Linked DNA regions of Mus musculus: region 1 is linked to region 2. A link is a loop called in an ENCODE intact Hi-C map of the cell type or tissue named here. Cell type or tissue: heart. All regions are shown on one strand. Each heading gives the region's core, and the rest is flanking DNA. Links, peaks and the distances in the headings are about the cores only. Region 1 overlaps Minpp1 (multiple inositol polyphosphate histidine phosphatase 1). Region 2 has its middle 100 kb from the start of A1cf.

What was found. Hi-C counts contacts between places; a loop is a spot of excess contacts. Peaks named below come from ENCODE experiments on the same cell type or tissue, not always from the same donor. Only the 100,000 strongest peaks of a DNase experiment are listed, where the experiment ranks them.
Region 1: a loop joins it to region 2, with 3 times the contacts of the local background. A loop is called at or near these places in 2 of 42 quality-filtered maps.

What each region holds. Positions count from the first base shown.
Region 1 is chr19:32,502,851-32,511,188 of GRCm38, reverse strand. All of the region lies in intron 4 of Minpp1 (multiple inositol polyphosphate histidine phosphatase 1), which reads right to left. Among named protein-coding and RNA genes, the nearest start is that of Minpp1, 21 kb to the right of the region's middle. In heart, for the core only: no CTCF peak of the experiment used is centred there; no DNase peak of the experiment used is centred there.
Region 2 is chr19:31,968,765-31,977,102 of GRCm38, reverse strand. No RefSeq gene overlaps it. Among named protein-coding and RNA genes, the nearest start is that of A1cf, 100 kb to the right of the region's middle. In heart, for the core only: no CTCF peak of the experiment used is centred there; a DNase peak (open chromatin) is centred at 4,862; H3K27ac peaks cover 252 bases; H3K27me3 peaks cover 542 bases.

The sequences.
Region 1 (8,338 bases), core at 78-8,077, 530 kb before region 2:
TAGCAGCATATGACTGTTGAGAAAGCCTCTCATCTCAGGAGGGACTTGCTAAGAGGCAGTGTCTGGAGAGTCCGTGCACACACTGCTCCCTGCCCCTGATAGCTCAGCCAAGTGCAGCAGCAGGCTCGCACTGTGAGTGCAGGAGCCCATGTGTAAAGATGAAGAGGACACGGCCACCTTGGTCAGCACAGCCAGCTAACCTCACTAAAAATACCATGCACTAAACTTACAAGGGGAGTTCAAGGAAAATAGCCTACCTCTAGAAAACTATTACCCCAAGTCTTATTTAGTTCTTTTTTTCCTTTTTTTGAGACAGGGTCTCACTGTGTAGCTCTGGCTGGCCTGAAATTCACTATGTAGACGAGTCCAGCCTCAAACTCATCTGCCTACCCCCGAACTCCTGACTTCCAAGTGCTAGGATTAAAGAAAGGCATGGACTACCACACAGGCCATAAAGTCAAATGTTTTAGATTAGTTTCCTTCAGGTAGACTACACCTGAAAATTATTCAAAATAAATGTGTGGCTTGCTATTCTGACTCTGGATGCAAGCTCATTTGGGTCAAAGCCCTCATAAACGTGAGCATCTGCTGAAGTGAGGACAGTGGAAGGTGGGTCCCCCACAGCTGAACTCTGAGGGCACAAGAACACACTCAGCAAGTTATGCCAAAGGAAGATAAGCCACTTCCTCTGCAGTTGCTGGACTGACCCATAGCAATACATTAGCATGAGGCACAGAGCAGCAAATCAATGTGTGAGAGCGAATAGTCACAGACCATAAGAGCTGGGGTAGCTCCAGCAGCAGGGGTCAGAGGTCATACTCATTAGTGGTGTAAGGGTTTAGAGTCCAAGAGGCCATTCAGGTTGGTTCTCGTTCTAAAATATAAGTGTAAATACCACACTGAAGACAAACACCACAGCAAGTAGTACAGTCACTTGACTGAGCAGCATATTTTAGAAATCACCAGATATCCCAAAGCACCAAACATAAATAAAAAGTCCAGGTAGCCTGTGGCTAAGTTTAATAGATACAATCAGAGCCAAAACAAAGGACCATCTAAAATAAGTGATCTGGGAAAAACCGAAACATCCCCGTGTGTAAGAAATTCTTGTATAGAGTAGGACAAGCCATTTAAGATAACAGACACTCATTTACTTCCAAACCACTGCTGATTTAAAATAATCTCAAGCCAGCTTTCTGGGAACAGAACAGTATTCCACCTGGGAGTTCTGCAAGACTGCGCGGTGTGTCAGTGCTACGTCACAAGGCTTCTAGTCTAGGAATCTGGATTCACCAACTTTAAAGGCATGTCCATATCAAATCACAGGGTGTAAGTTCTTACTTGGCATAAATTCATCCAAGGATTATTAAAGGCGAGGACCATCTACCTAAGATTTTTAGTCAGAAGTGGTATACAGTAAGAAAAAAAAAAACTGTTAAAATTTCTTGTTTCTCCTGTGTTCGTGGTTAAACCCAGGGCTTTGTATACATGGGGCAAGCATCCTGCCAATCCCTACACTTCCAGATCTGTCCTTGCTTTGACTTTAGAGATTGGGTCTCACCACAGAGCCGATTTCTCCTGGGATTCACCATTTACCCAGGCTGCTGTCTAATATTTGATGCTTCTGCTTCCACTTCCCTGCTTCTGGGAATGCAGGCAGGGAGTGCCTTGTATATCCAAAACATACATACACCCATAACACACACACACAACACACACGCGCGCACGCACACACTAACTTCATTCTTGATTTTTTTTCATTTCAAATACAACACAGAAAGAGTTCAATAGATAACTATGTTGAGGTTGTAAGGGTAAGAAGGCAAACTGAGCCTACTTTCAATTAAGCAACGGGAAGAACATTAAATTAAGGTCAGGGAGAGTTCTCTATGCAGTCTGGTTGGCTCTAACTCCTTCCAAGTTAGCTGCTTGGGTACTTGGGCTAAGTCTGAGACCATGACAGACTGTGTTACATGGTCCTTCCATTAGTAACAGCTCAGAGCATTAACTGCTTAAGTCTCAAACATATGCTTTTCTTCATTATGTTGTTTCCCATAGCCTGAATTCAACTTAGTTATCACTGGGCATTTAAGTTTTACTTAAAGTTTAATTAGAGAAATAACCAGATGACAAAGCAACCTCAACTCGTCAAGGCTTTCCTAAAGAACAGCTTTCTCTCTCGCTCTGGCTGTCCTAGAACTCACTCTGTAGACCAGGCTGGCCTTGAACTCTGAAATCCGCCTGCCTCTGCCTCCCAAGTATTGGGGTTAAAGGCGTGCGCCACCACTGCCCAGCAAGAACAGCTTTATTCCAGAGGCTCTGAGTGTAAGAAAAGCATCTGAATTGGTTCTGAGATATGACTCAAATCACCTTAGACAATAATTAAAAATTATTTTAAAATCAGTAAGTTCAAAGTCAAGGGTCCACTTATAACTAAGAATGCCAGAACGCTCTTCTTCACTTATAAACAAGACACAGCAGCAGTATGGAACTGATTTCTACTTCGTTGTTCAAATCTATTGGTAAACTATCAGATATACCTTTGTTCAACGACATCTATGGAAACATGTATGTCAAAAGGGGAACATCCCCTTCGAAGGGTTAATATAGTCCTTAAACATCTGTTCACATTTACATTTGCCTGCCCTTTCATGAGACTTACTCAAATTTCTGTTTGGGGGCATTTTAAAAAATATCACTTTCTCTTCTAAATTACACTGGAACAACAAAAGTGTGTGTGAGTGTGTGTTGGGGGATGGGGTAAGGATCTTCAATTATGGGCAGTTGTTCCGTGAGTTGTGGGGTTTCTCGTGTATACACTGTGTGCTGGCCATTATCACCCCCTAGTCTTCTCTCACTCCCTCTAAACCTTTCTTCTTCCCAACAATTTCTCTTCTTGCTTTCATCTTTTTGTTTGCATTGTTTTTTGTGACCCTCTGAGTTTTACTATTTTGAATTTTTTTGATCAGCTTATATTATAATCACCATTCCAAATACTTCAAACCAAATATACAAGAGTATATGATCGAATCTTTATCAGCAGTCATTAAAAGTATGCTCACAGTTTTGATAAAGGCTCTGACTTTTTGAAGGGGGATATTTATTCTGGCTCATGTTCAGAGGGCTTAGTCACATTCACCCTCCTGACAAGGTAAATGGACAGAGCACTGTGTAGCAGGAGGAACCTGGCTGGGTAGAGCTGTTCACTTCACGGCCCATCAGGAAGAGAGAGAAAAGAGAAATCAGTTAACTCCTATAAGGAAGCAATCAGAGTTCATTTTCAGGAACACGCTGCCACTGCTCCAAGCACTAAAACTGAATAGGTCCATCAAGTTGTAAGCCAACTCCTGGTTCACGTTCATGCAGGCCCAACCAAGCACCTCACGAAAGCGCCACCTGCCCAGCTTCTGCCTGGACTGTATCCCAAGGCGCAGAGAGTGCGCCTGGAGGTCACGGTCAACCTTTGCTGAGTCAGCACTCCAGAGCCAAGTTAGGATGAAGTGCGAATGAAGTGATGCAACTGGGAATCAGTGTGCCTGTGTCCTCAATCTCTCCCTCCCCTCTCCCTCCTTCTCCCCGCCCCCACCACACCCTCTCACACACATCCACACAAATAACATCAGAAGGGCTTGTTAGAAAGAAGGGGGGTTCAGTGGGAAGGGGACAGAACCAGAAAGGGTGATAGATAATTATGCTGAAGCGAGATCATGCGCATGTGTGAAATGTACTAAGCTTGCCTGTGTGAGCATAGGCACAGGCAGCATCCAATGGCCACACCACTGAAGAATGACCCCACCCCTTCCTCGCCCCAGCACGCACTAGCTGACTACAGCCCCTCAGCTGCAGTGGAGTCTCATGCTCTACCTTATGTCTGACTTGGGATCTCTCCTGAATCAGCAGCTGAGCAGCTGGGCTATGCAGCTGGCCAGTGAGCCCTAGGGCTCTCTTTCTGCCTTTCTCTGAGTCCCGGTGTAGGGCTTACAGAAGTGTGCTGTCACATCCTGGTTTTGCATGGGTGCTGGGGATTCAAATTCAGATCTTCATGGCTCACACAGTGAACACTTTACGCACTGAGCCACCTCCTTAGTTCCTAAATCAGACCTGAGAGAGAATAAGTCCAGTGTATCAAATGAATTACCTAACGTTACCCAGGAAGAAGGTGGCTTTGTAAATTGCATCCTTTATTATATAAATAAACGAGAAGATTTTATTGTCTTCAATTCAAACCAAATTTAATCTGAAGACTAAAATTACACCAAGAAATGAAACTATGTAAATGTTCAAAGTAGGTAAATGCCTTAAGCAATTCAAAATGCTCAGTAAGAAGACCCAATAATTGCATGTTTTCCCTTAAGCATACACAGCTACATCTTTCTAAGCTCTTAATTTATGTTTCACACGCAACTGGCGTTACACAAACTATGCTTTCAAACATGATCTAGGACTATCAGATGGCACTTCGGACAAATTTCACAATGTGCACACTTACGTAAGAGCACATACAAATGGTTGGAACTGCCAGAGCAATGAGACGCTTTGAGAAGAAAATTACAAAAAGTAAATTTTGTTTACAAGTCTTCAATATTTGACTGCAGTAGATCTCTGGAGAAGTACACATTTGGCAATGTAAGCCTGGAATGAAAATGACACAAATGTCCTTTTTATGTAAAAATATGTAGAAATTAAGCTCACAAGATAGAAGAACAGGGATAAAGCTCTATTGTCCTCCCTACTAGCATTAGGAAGCTAGAATTATATGAAACAGTAGTTTTCAGTCAGACAACAGAGTAAGAGAGAAGGCAAACGGGTTGAACCCAGCAGCTGTCCAGGCTGACTGTTTAGCGTCTGCAGGCTGTGGTGGAGGGTGGAGGGTGGAGGGCAGAGGCCATGGCAGCCCTGAGGTGAGTGAGGTCCAGGGAGGGAACACTGGCAGGAACTCATGGAACAGATATACTTCGGGACAGGGAGCTCTGGAGTCCAGAGGGGCCGCTCTCAACGTCAGCCATTATGTTACACATAGACTCACACATGGGAACCCAGGAGGAAGGCATCGGCAAAATACACTTCCAAGGCTAACAAGCCAAACTGGTGAACGCTCAGATGCACGGGGAAGAGAGGACTCCTGGTCAGACAGATCAGCAAAAGACAAAGAAGAGGGCCGGGAGACGGCACAGAGTTCAGCTCCTTGCTCTTGCAGGGGATCTGGGTTCTGTTCCCTAGATCCATGCTGAATAGCTCACAAATGCATATAACTCCAGCTTCAAGGGATCTGACACCCTCTTCTGCCATGTGCAGGAACACACACACACACACACACACACACACACACACACACGTAAAAATAAAATAAACCTTAAAAAGAGACGGAGAGCTAATGACTTAGGCACACAGGTGAGATCGAGCCAGCTGTACTACTTCTATGCTGAGATAGATGACTTTATGTTAACTGTAGTTCAATGCAGCTGTAAGCACAACACGAGGAGTGGACACATTGAAGCTTGGTAAGAGCACCTCTTTGGTCTTTGATTACCCACAAAGACATCTCTTCCCGTAAAGACTTGCATGTGACCTCATCATTCCAACTCACCCCCTGAGTATTTTGGGTTTTACATACAGATGCTCTTACTGGAGTGCCCTCCCATCTGGAACCTGGGTTCTTGCAGACAATTTGAAGGTATGCATCTTTGCATAATCTCTATTGCACGCAAACGAACACCCTTAGTGCTCAAAAATAGCATGAGGACTGCTCTGTACTCATGAGACCTGTGGTTCTGTGGGTACGCTTCACTTGCCAGTGTTCTGAGAAGAGGGGTACCTGAACCTTACAGCAACACAAATTTAAAAAAAAAAAAAAGGGAGCATTTTAAATTAACATCTAGAACACACATTACGTGCGCTTGTTTTTCTCTGGTCTAGGAAAGGTGCCCACGATTTATTCCACTATATTATCCAAGTCAAACCATCAAACCAAGGAGTCACTGACTGGGTATGCACTTGTTGTGAGACACTGGTAAGAGGCAAGTGTGTACAAACTCAGGTATATCTGCACACAATGCCTTTGGTACTCAACCTCCCCCTATGTTTTAAGTTTGTTGAGAAACACTGAATATGGTTCTAAAATCAAGAGAGATCTACCATACTACTCACTTCACCGAAGGCCAGTTAGCCTTTTCTAGTTACCCTGACCTTGAATTATTCACTTGTCTAATTAATCACAGGATTCTAATCATCCGTAGACTTTGGTCTCAATCACTGTAAGTATTATCTTTACTAGGGTGTGAACGATCAGAACTTTCTTCTTGGTCACTTTTGACAGCATTGCCAACATCTCCCACTATGCCCAGGTCACTGCCGTGCCACAAGGACTTGCTGAGCTGAAATGAGCTGAGTCCAGTGACTCAGTGGTTCCCAACCCGAGGGGCCAGCGAGCCTTTCACAGGGGCCACCTAAGAACATCAGAAAACGCAGATATTCACACTACAATTTACAGCAGTAGCAAAATTACAGCTATAAAGGATCAAGAAAATAATTTTAGGGTTGGGAGTCACCACAACACGGGGAACAGTATTAAAGGGTTCAGTGGGTGGGTGCATGAGGGGGGTGGCTAGGGGGGTGGGGTCCCCCCTCAGAGGCAAGGGTGAGAAAGCGATGAGGTGAAGAACTCTTAAAGGTGGGGACTGAGAAGGGGGACAACATTTGGCATGTAAATAAATGAAACAATAAAAAAATCTTTGATACACTATAAAAAAAATAAAGGGTCACAGCGTTAGGAAGGGTGAGAGTACTGCCTTAACTGGTAGCAGCATTCCTAGAGGTTCTCAGACATTTATTCAGATTTTGCTAGAATCATTATATGACAGAGAATATGCTTCTTAATAAGCCAGCCAATTCTATTGAGCAAGGCATTTAAAGGTTATGCCTGCCTGCCTTCCTTGTTTATTTATTTTATTTTATTTTATTTATATGAGTAATATACTGTGGCTGACTTCAGACACACCAGAAGAGAGCATTGAATCCCATCAGATCCCATTACAGATGGTTGTGAGCCACCATGTGGTTGCTGGGATTTGAACTCAGGACCTCTGGAGGAGCAGTCAATGCTCTTAACCGCTGAGCCATCTCTCCAGCCCCCCCACAGTTATGGAACTTCTAAAATAACAACTACAGAACCAGAGCAAAGTAAGTAAAGTACATCAAGGGTCACTATGATGTCATTGGAATTATTAACATGCACAAAGTTAGTTTAAAAACACGTGCCAACAAGGAAATTATTATGCAAATATAATAAAATTAAGAAATGATTAATACAGTAAGGAGACTAAGCAAACACCAGCAATCCAGTCACATGATCAGAACTGTCCCTTCGGAAGACGACCATACTGATGTGGCGTTAATAAGACCAAACTCAGGGGAAGCCTTGAAGGCAGGCAGTTTCTAAGACCTAGGTGGGAGCTGAGGAGACGCATCAGTCAGTGGGTGTGCTTAGATCACCAGCACCCACATAAGAAGCTGTGCATGGTGGCAGGTGTCTGTAACTCCAGAGTTGGGTCAGGGATAAAAGAGGGTCCCTGGAGCTCACTGGCCAACCCATGTAATTCAACCTGTGACCTAGTTACAGACAAATCCTGTCTCAGAAAGCAGGATGGAGAATAGCAGAGGAAGAGGGTCAACACTGGTGTCTGACCTGCACACACACAGACACACATGCATACATCTGAGCATGGACACACACACACACACACACACTCATATAGCTATTACACACATATACATGCAAACTAATTAAATTTTTTAGAAAATAGGTATTACCCTAAATTGAGATGGTAGCAATAAGGATAAAGAAAATGTAAACTGGAAATTTAATATAACTGAAGAGATGGTTCAAATGCCTCTGAGTCTCACAACCTAAGTTTGACCCCTTGATTCTCCATAGTAGGAGAGAACTGACTCCCTCAAGCTATCCTCTGAATTCTGCACACATGCTGTGAGACACATGCATGTACACACACACCACACACACCACACACACACACACAGAACCCACAAGGCAATGACTAGATACAGAAAGTGAGGAGGACGGAGTTCAGAATGCCAGTGGCCCTGCACTGAGCTGTGTGGGAGGCACGAAGGTAAACAGTACAGGAGAAGCAGCAGCGCTGGAGATAACCCAGGTCTATACCACACACTCCATCATTACCCAGGTCTATACCACATACTCGTTATTACCCAGGTCTATACCACATACTCCATCATTACCCAGGTCTATACCACATACTCGTCATTACCCAGGTCTATACCACATACTCCATCATTACCCAGGTCTATACCACATACTCCA
Region 2 (8,338 bases), core at 97-8,096:
GCCATGTTTATAACCTGAACAGACAGAAGGATCCAGAGACATCTTAGTTCCTGGACACTGGATCAGCAGCCAAGTCTGACCTCTCCTTTATGTCCAAACAGAAGGCATCTTAACCAGACTTACCCTTGGAGGTGACAGACCAGGCAACTTTCTAATTTGTTTCCTTTGGAATGGAGGTGTCATTTCAAAGGTGCCTTTGAAGCATTAGGCAGCAATTGACCCTAGAAGTTCCCTGATCACCATACTCTTCCTTGCTCCAATGGCCTCTGAGAACCCCAATATCTTGAGGTCTAGAGCTTGGGACTTCAATGCGACCCCCAGAATTCTTCTTTTCTCATTTGTGAGTGTTTAAGCACAAAAGCCATGCTCTGCATTGACATACTTCAGTTAACAAAAACAGGCAGAAGCAGCACTGTAGAAGCTACAGAGCAAGGTTAGTACATTTTGAGGCTTTCCCAGAACTATGAACATATATGGATTGTTTTTTGGTTTTAGTTTTGGCATGTGGCACTGTCTATGTGCTGAGTTTTATGGCCTGAATGGTGCTTCCATCATGGAATCAGTTGTGCTAAGGTCTGGGCCTCTGTTCCATTTCGAGATGCCCAGTGCTCCCTATTGCTTCATGGTCTTGTCACTGGAGAGAAATTGGACATGTGCATATTTCACAAGGAAGGAAATAAGAACAGCCTGGTGCTTCAACTGCAGTGAAAATGACAGCGGTTGATTTAATTTCTCTGAATTTTATTTTATTCATTTTATACCGGAAATCATGGTTCCTTAAAACATTAACATTTTTGCTCATTGAGAAAAATTAAAATTTTTATTAACCACGAATTACTGTGCTGGTTAGTTTTTGCCCACTAGACACAAACTAGAGTCCCCTGGGAAGAGGGAGCCTCAGCTGAGGAATTGCCTCCCTTAGCCTGGCCTACAGGCTTGACTGATGATTGATGGAGCAGGGTCACTCTTGGCAGCAGCATCTCTGGGCAGGCAGATGTAAATTCTGTAAGAAAGCAGGTTGAGCAGGCAGAGGAAGGAATCCAGGAAGTAAAGCCTCCTCTCTCTGCTTCCTCCCTCTCCCCACTTCCTGTTCAAGGGTGAGCCAGATTAACCCTTTCCTCCCTCAGTCACTTTTTAGTGGCCATTTTATCACAACAGAAGCACTAACTAGACAATCACTTTCTAGTTCATTGAACTCGGGTTTTGAATAAAAGTAAGAAAAAATTATCTGCTTTTCAGTTCTAAAGAAATTTAGAAAATTTCTCCTTTCCCCAGTACCTATAGGGTTTCATTGTTTGCTTTCAGAAATCAGTGATGGACTGTAGCCTGGGGTTGCTAGCTAAACTAAACACTCCCTCCTAGAAGTTGCTTTTCTGTCAGGATATTTTATCATGGTAACAGAAATGAACCTAGACCAATGAGATTGTTCTGTTTTGTGGTGTGTGCGCATGTGCACACATGCGTGCACATGTGTGCATGAGTGTGTATGTGTGTGTGTTTATAGTATTTGTTAATTATTGGTAACAATATTATATTCATTTTTACAGAGAGATTTACTGAATTTAAACCCCTGCTTCTTTGTCTATACTTTCTTAGATCTCAGGTGTGTTGCCTGATCTTGTTTTCTTGGAGTTCTGTTCTGAAACCATCTGGGTGTGGTGACTTCAATTTATTTCATTTCATTTCATTTCATTTCATTTCATTTCATTTCATTTCATTTCATTTTTCACTTCTGAGAAAGCTCTTCTGTGATTCTTCTCTATTTACCTATAGATATTTAGTATATATAGTATTTAGTCTCGCCATCTCTACTATTTGTGAAGAAATTATTTTCTAGACCATCTTATTTAAGTTGTCATTTTTGAATGGTAGGCTGTATACTGTATATTTTAGGTATTTTTCATTTTCTGTAGTTTGTAGATGATCTACATTTGTCATCCCCTCTGGGTGGCCTGCTCTTTCCACCAACCCCTTACCATTTAGCTAAGTGACCCCTGCTCAGAGAACCACCTCACCTAACATAGCTTCTTTTCCCTTTTTTCCATTTTTTTTTGTGCCAACTCTCTTCCTGGCAACTCACTCTCTTATAATGTAGACCTATGGAGTCCTCTCATATTTTGATTGGAAGCGTAACCTTTAATGGCTGAGCCATCTCTCCAGCCTGAGTCAGCTATGTGTTAGCCATTCTGGCCCCAGTGCCTAAATGTGATCTGATTGGTAGCATTTCTCTGTAATAACTATTAAAATGAATACAAACCCAAGTATCCCCTGCTGCAGACCCTCTGGGTCCCTTTGTCTGCGTGGAAAGGGTCTCTAGTCACAGGTGGGCAAGGAGTCGGCGGGAATGACAGACAGATGCACACAGGAAATTGTGTAGAATCTGAATGTATTGTCACAAAGTGAACACCAGTCTTGTATAGGACAGAAAATAAAGGGGGTAGGAAGTCACAGCAGGCAAAGTACATTGAAGTTGCCTGACACAAAACAAAGGAGTGACTTCAAAGGGACTTACAGGAACCAGGTAGGTGTTTACAGTAATGATAAAGCAGTCCTGCCTAGGGTCAGCTTAATGACAGGTAAGGATTTCACACCATAATGCTACTCTTTTGAGCCTTATGAAGGCTAGCACCAGGGGGTTCTGCTCTAGCAGACCTTCTCATGAATAATGCAATACCACAACCCCCCTATTTCCTAGGCCTTGATAAATTCTTATATGAGTGTAACTTTTAAGTATCTGGAGAATCTCCATTTGTCAGAAGAATTCACCAACTTGCTTCTAATATGCAATGTAGCCTGTACTGAAGATTTCTGTCTCAGTGGGATTCCCTGGCTCTTTCATGGTAGTCCCTTGTTTGGGTGAGACTAACTACTGTCCTTAGTAAACACTGTGCAGACCAGCCCTGAGCTGCTGGCTCCATCTTTTGTAATGATTAATTAGTTACTGTCTCTATCAAGCTCCTCGGCTTCAAGCATTTTCTAGGACATTGGAACACTGGCGAAGGCTCTGGCTATGTCAGAATTCAAACTTAAAAGACACTTATAATAAAATAATACTAAAAGAGAGCACGCGGATCCATACACTAGACTAATGCTGGGATAGGGTGTGAGTATACAGGTTATGAGAACGCCAAAGCTCCAGGAGGTAAGTTCCTTTTGAAACTCTATGCCTCGTGAGTGCTCCTAGGCTTCTCAGCCTGTCAAGAAGACTTCACTGGAGGGTGCGTGGCAATCCCCCCTTTTTTTCCTTTTGTACCTAGAACCAGGTAGCATGTTTCAGGAAAAAGGAATCCTGCTGCAATTTCTGTTCCATCTTTGGTGCTTCTCCGTAAGAAGAGTCTAAGTTATATGGCTTCTTCATAGTTTGTCTAAGCCTTGATTTGTCTTGAGGTTGAATTTGGCTTTCTAAGCAGAAAGGTGTTCTTTTCAATGCCATGGTGGGCCAGAACTACACACAGGTGAGGCAGCATATCTCTAGAGATCTAAAATGTGTGAAAATAAGTTGGGGTCCTAGATGACATTTGGTGATATGGATGCTCAGCCAGCTGTGTGGTAAAAGTAGACAGATGGCTCGGGGCAGCTCCAGTGAGGATGGGACCTTGGACCTTAGACCCCAGCATCTGTGGCTAGCTCCCAAGTGAAATGTGGGATGTTAACCTTGAGTGATGACTGCCATGGAAATTAAGTGGAAAAGAAATAGTCCTCACAAGTATCATGTTTTCTGATACACTCTCTCTCCATTAAGTGTTATTAAGTGTATGGAAAGAAATTAGGCAAAAATTTGTTTTATTTCATAATCTTATGTAAGTATAAATAAGTTTAAAATATTAATACACCGTGAAAAACCACAAGCCAGAGAGACTCAAATAATAATTATTTAAAGGGATGCATGAGTCCGTATTGCTGAAATTAAATCACCATTGATTTGATTGCGGTTCTAGTTGCTCTTGCGGATTTTGAGTCTGCTTCTCTGTGTTATAGTGGGCTGTGATAGCTCACTTCCAGTGATTACTCTTTTCATTTGTACTGTTGTGAAACTTACATTTGAGCCAACATGGTGGCACCTGTTACTCCCTGCATGCCACAGAATACCAATTGCCTAAAAGCCCATCCTTGATGATGGGCTATGATGCAGAAGCATAGGATGAAGTAAACTCATCCCTTTCCCAACCCCAACTAGCTTTTGGCTGTGGTCTCTATCACAGCAATAGAAGCCATAACTAGGACATAAACCTACACCTTGGATGCTTCTTCAAAGCTCTGAGTCTTGTCTAGGATTTGACCTTGCAAGTCTATGGCAGGTATTGTAAATAGGTTTCATCTTTCGTGGTTTTCTTGACAGACATACAGCAGCTGCTTGTAGACGGGAATTAAAAGGGTTGAGGGATGGTGCTTGGGTCTGTGGGAACAATGGCTGTGATGGGAGAACATTGTTTCACGTGGGCAAGGCCTGAGTTAGGTTGTCCTTCTCCATCCATGGCATTGTGTAAATAACCTTTTTGAGACACAAGTTTAATGGCACATGTATAAGATCCGTTTTTCTAATACTAGAAACATTTTAAAAATAAAATTTTATCTTGTTAAGTTTTTTTCCCCCCTGGTTTTTTATCACTATCTATACAGTGGAAACAAAGACATATAAATATGAAAGACATTATTAAAGTTACAAATGCTGGATTTCAAATGGGTCAGATATAGGAATAGAATTTCCAGGAGGGACAGAAAACCATTCCGTAGACTGCATGACCCCATGTCCTACTCCAACAAACTAACCAGCTTCTCTCTCAGCAGGCAGACACCTCTGCTCAGGAGAGGGCAGAGAAAAGAGACACATTCACCCTAGCTAGGGTGCAATGCCTGCACACAAGCGAACTCTCCCTTTGCTGGATCTGCAGCGCCACCTACTGAGCCAGAAAGGAAGTGTATAGAGGCTTTGACGTGCACATGGGGACCCTGGAGGATATCGTTTTTTTTTTCTGAAAAGCGCATTTTTGCATATCATAATCTAGTTTATTTGCAAGGCAATGTTTTGATTGAACCCTTCTGAGAAGGTCTCACTGTTATTTTTAATTTAGTGTAGAGTATAATCATGCATGCTGACAATGTACATTAAATCATTTGTTTCTTTTCTTAGAATTAGTGTTTTAAATAAATAAAAAAAAAAACCCTGAAGGTTAAAAACTCAAAACCTCACTTCTGATGTCTTTCAAATTACAGAACTAAGGCACATTGTTTGAATGCTGTTCAGGAGATGATGAAGTCCGCGTGGGAGAAGGGAGGACAGCAATATTGGTTACGTTTTTATTTCAAGTTGGCATTTCATGCCATTGTTGATGTTGGTACCATGAAAAAAGAAACACACAATGATCCAAGAACTCTAGGAATTAGATTCTACTCAGGCTCTCTGTCTCTCTCTTTGTCTGTCTCTGTCTCTGTCTCTGTCTCTCTCTGTCTGTCTCTCGGATTTACATCACATGCTGAGATCACACAGGGTTTGAGGAACTGAAAGCCACACGTCTAAGTAACCTTTTCTAATTTAGTGTCCCTTAAATGTAGCTGGACTGGGACGATTTGTTTTCAAAGCATTTCCAACCATTGTCTCTGTCTTGCCAGGTAGGCAGTTGTGTATTCTGCATGTGTGCCCTGGTCTATACCTCATGGCAACCTCCTGATTTCTATCTCTACTTCACAAGAAGAGGAGACTGGAGTTGGGAGAGTGGACAGCTGGGTGCAAAAGGCACAGTTAGAAAATGTAGGCTGGAATGAAAGAGACGGCATGTCTGGTTTGTAGGACCAGTTTGCTCCTGTCATGCCACACAGCTGATCAGAGGGACAACACAAAAGCTTATGTTACAGAAATAAGCAACTTCATCTTGGATGTTGGAAATCGTGTGTCCTACCTGTAATGAATGAAAAAAAGGTGGCTTATGTCTCACTCCACAGCAGCAGTCCATCTAGCTTCTCCTAAAGCCAGGACATTCTCTTGAAATTTCTCTCTCTCCGTGTCTCTCTCTCTCTCTGCCTCTGTCTTTCTCCTTCCCTCTCTGTCTTTATCTCTGTCTCCCTCTCCCTTACTTTCTCCCTCCTCTCATTCTCTCCCTCTCTTCCCCCTCCTCCCCTTCCTCCCCCTCTTCCCCTCTCTCCATCTCTCTTGCTCCTCTATCTTTTCTCTCTCTTTTTTTCTCATTTTCTTTCTTAGAAAAAAGTTTCTGTAGCAGTAAGGATGAACCCAGTGGTTTTTGCATGCTGGGCAATCATTGTACCCCTGATCTGAATTGCTAAGCTTCCTGAGAGATTCTGAATAAGGTATAAGACACATTTCCTCTGGTCCCTTCCCATGTCTATGCAATGCTCCGGGCTTCTTAGCTATGAAAGTGAGATTTAATTCACTTTAATTCTCTGTGATTCCACTTTCAAACATACTGTCCCGAAGAGACCACATATTATGAGCTTTGTCAGTAAGAAGTGAATATAAAAGAACAGATAATCCCGGAAGGAATGGCTGGATGCCTGACCTATGATGTAAAATATATTTCGGGGATGTCTCAGCTCTTGTCTGCTTTCCCACAGCCATGCATAAACTGCCTACCCCAGTGTATCTCTGGTTATCTTGCATTTCCTGCAGCTTTGCATCAACCACACTTACATTATTCCCCTTCGGACATTAATACAACTCAATAGCTGCTGCCCAAAGCTGCTATCCTTGTAGGAAGTGAGTGTCTCCAAATTTCTTCAAATACTTGAGACATTGAATTATTGTGGTTATTGCTGCCTTCAGGGTATCTTTGCAGGTTGGTAGCAGAGAACTCTTTGGTAGTGAGGAGGTTGCCACCTGTGTGAGGGACAAGCTGTGCTCCTCTTTCTCTGTGGGCCAGGTCCTCCTAGCAGGTGGGTGGCAGAGGAGGCAGATGTGTCTTATTGTGTTGTCCATGTTCTCTGATCACTTCGGCTTCCACCTGTGGCTTTCAGGAATTAATTGGCAAGATGGGTGTAGACGCAATAAGAGAAATGCCTCGGGGGACAGAACCTGTGAGGGAGAAGAAGAAACAGGTTGGGGAGTTTGAAGGCTGCAACAGAGGTGAGATAGGTGCAAAGCCAGAGGTGAGGGAGGAATAATTGAGAAGAATGTCCCTAGACCCCAGCGTCTTGAGAAAGTCTTTGATGGAATCCAGAGGTGATTCTTAAGAAACCACCTTGATGAAGGAGTCTGTGTTGGTCAAGAGTGACCTGGTCCCAATGTTTCTGCTGTGTTAACTCCTTGACTAGGGTCAGTGTGAACCTCTCTTGAAAGATGGGTTAGATCCTCTGGTGCTCTTGGTAGCAGTTCCTCTTAAGGGAGGTATGAGGGGGCTCCCCTCTGTAGACACTCAGATTGTTAAAAAAAAACCCTCAGCTCTCAGCTCTGGATTCTGCGTTACTGGGATCAAAGCTTGCTTGTACCACTGTCTATGTGATTCTTGGTAAGGTACTTAATTTCTCTAAACTGTTGTTATTATTTCCTCTCTGCTTTTACACTCCTCCCTCCCCTTCTCCTCCTCTTTCTCCTCCCCCTCTCCCTCTCCCACTATTCTTTCCCTTTCCCTTCTCTCTACTCCCTCCTTCCCCAGGGACTCACGATGTAGGTCAGGTTGGCCTTGAGTTCACTATGTAGCTTAGCTAGCCTCAAACTCATTATCTTTCTGTCTTAGCCTCCTGAATACTCTTGAATTCTCGTGTTAGATTACATGTGTTTACCACCACATGTATAAGAGAAGATTATTTTCTTGTTTGAGTTTTCTCCTTTGTTTGGGGAATAGAAGTGAAGAACTGAAATCTCCGCAAGTCCCTTCTTGAATGTGACTCTGCTCTGATATTGAGCAGAAAGAGACTGTGTGTTTTCTTAGGGAAAATTAAGTGGTGTACATTGAAAATAGTTTTCAGGGTCCAGAATTGTGTCTAAACCCAAAAATAATGGCAGACCTGACCAGACAGGAGAAGGCTTTTGACTGGCCTATTGATTATGTTCAAGGATTTAGATATGGCAAACCCAAGCCAGGCTTCAAGACAAGCTATTTAATTATACTGAGATATCCTCTCTCATTATCTTCCATTTTCAACCATCCTAAATTACATTAAGTATTTTTTTCTATCTAATTAGACATAGGACTTTAAGAATAATGTAATCTTCCTTAATGACCACAGGGTTATCACTGTGGCCACCAATTATTACCCCAGGATATATAGGGAGAAACCTTTGGAATTTAAAAGCTTTCAGATGTCTTGTCTCCTAGATAATTGGGAGTACACACACACACACACACACACACACACACACACACTTTAAACAGTGTTGTTTTGTTGT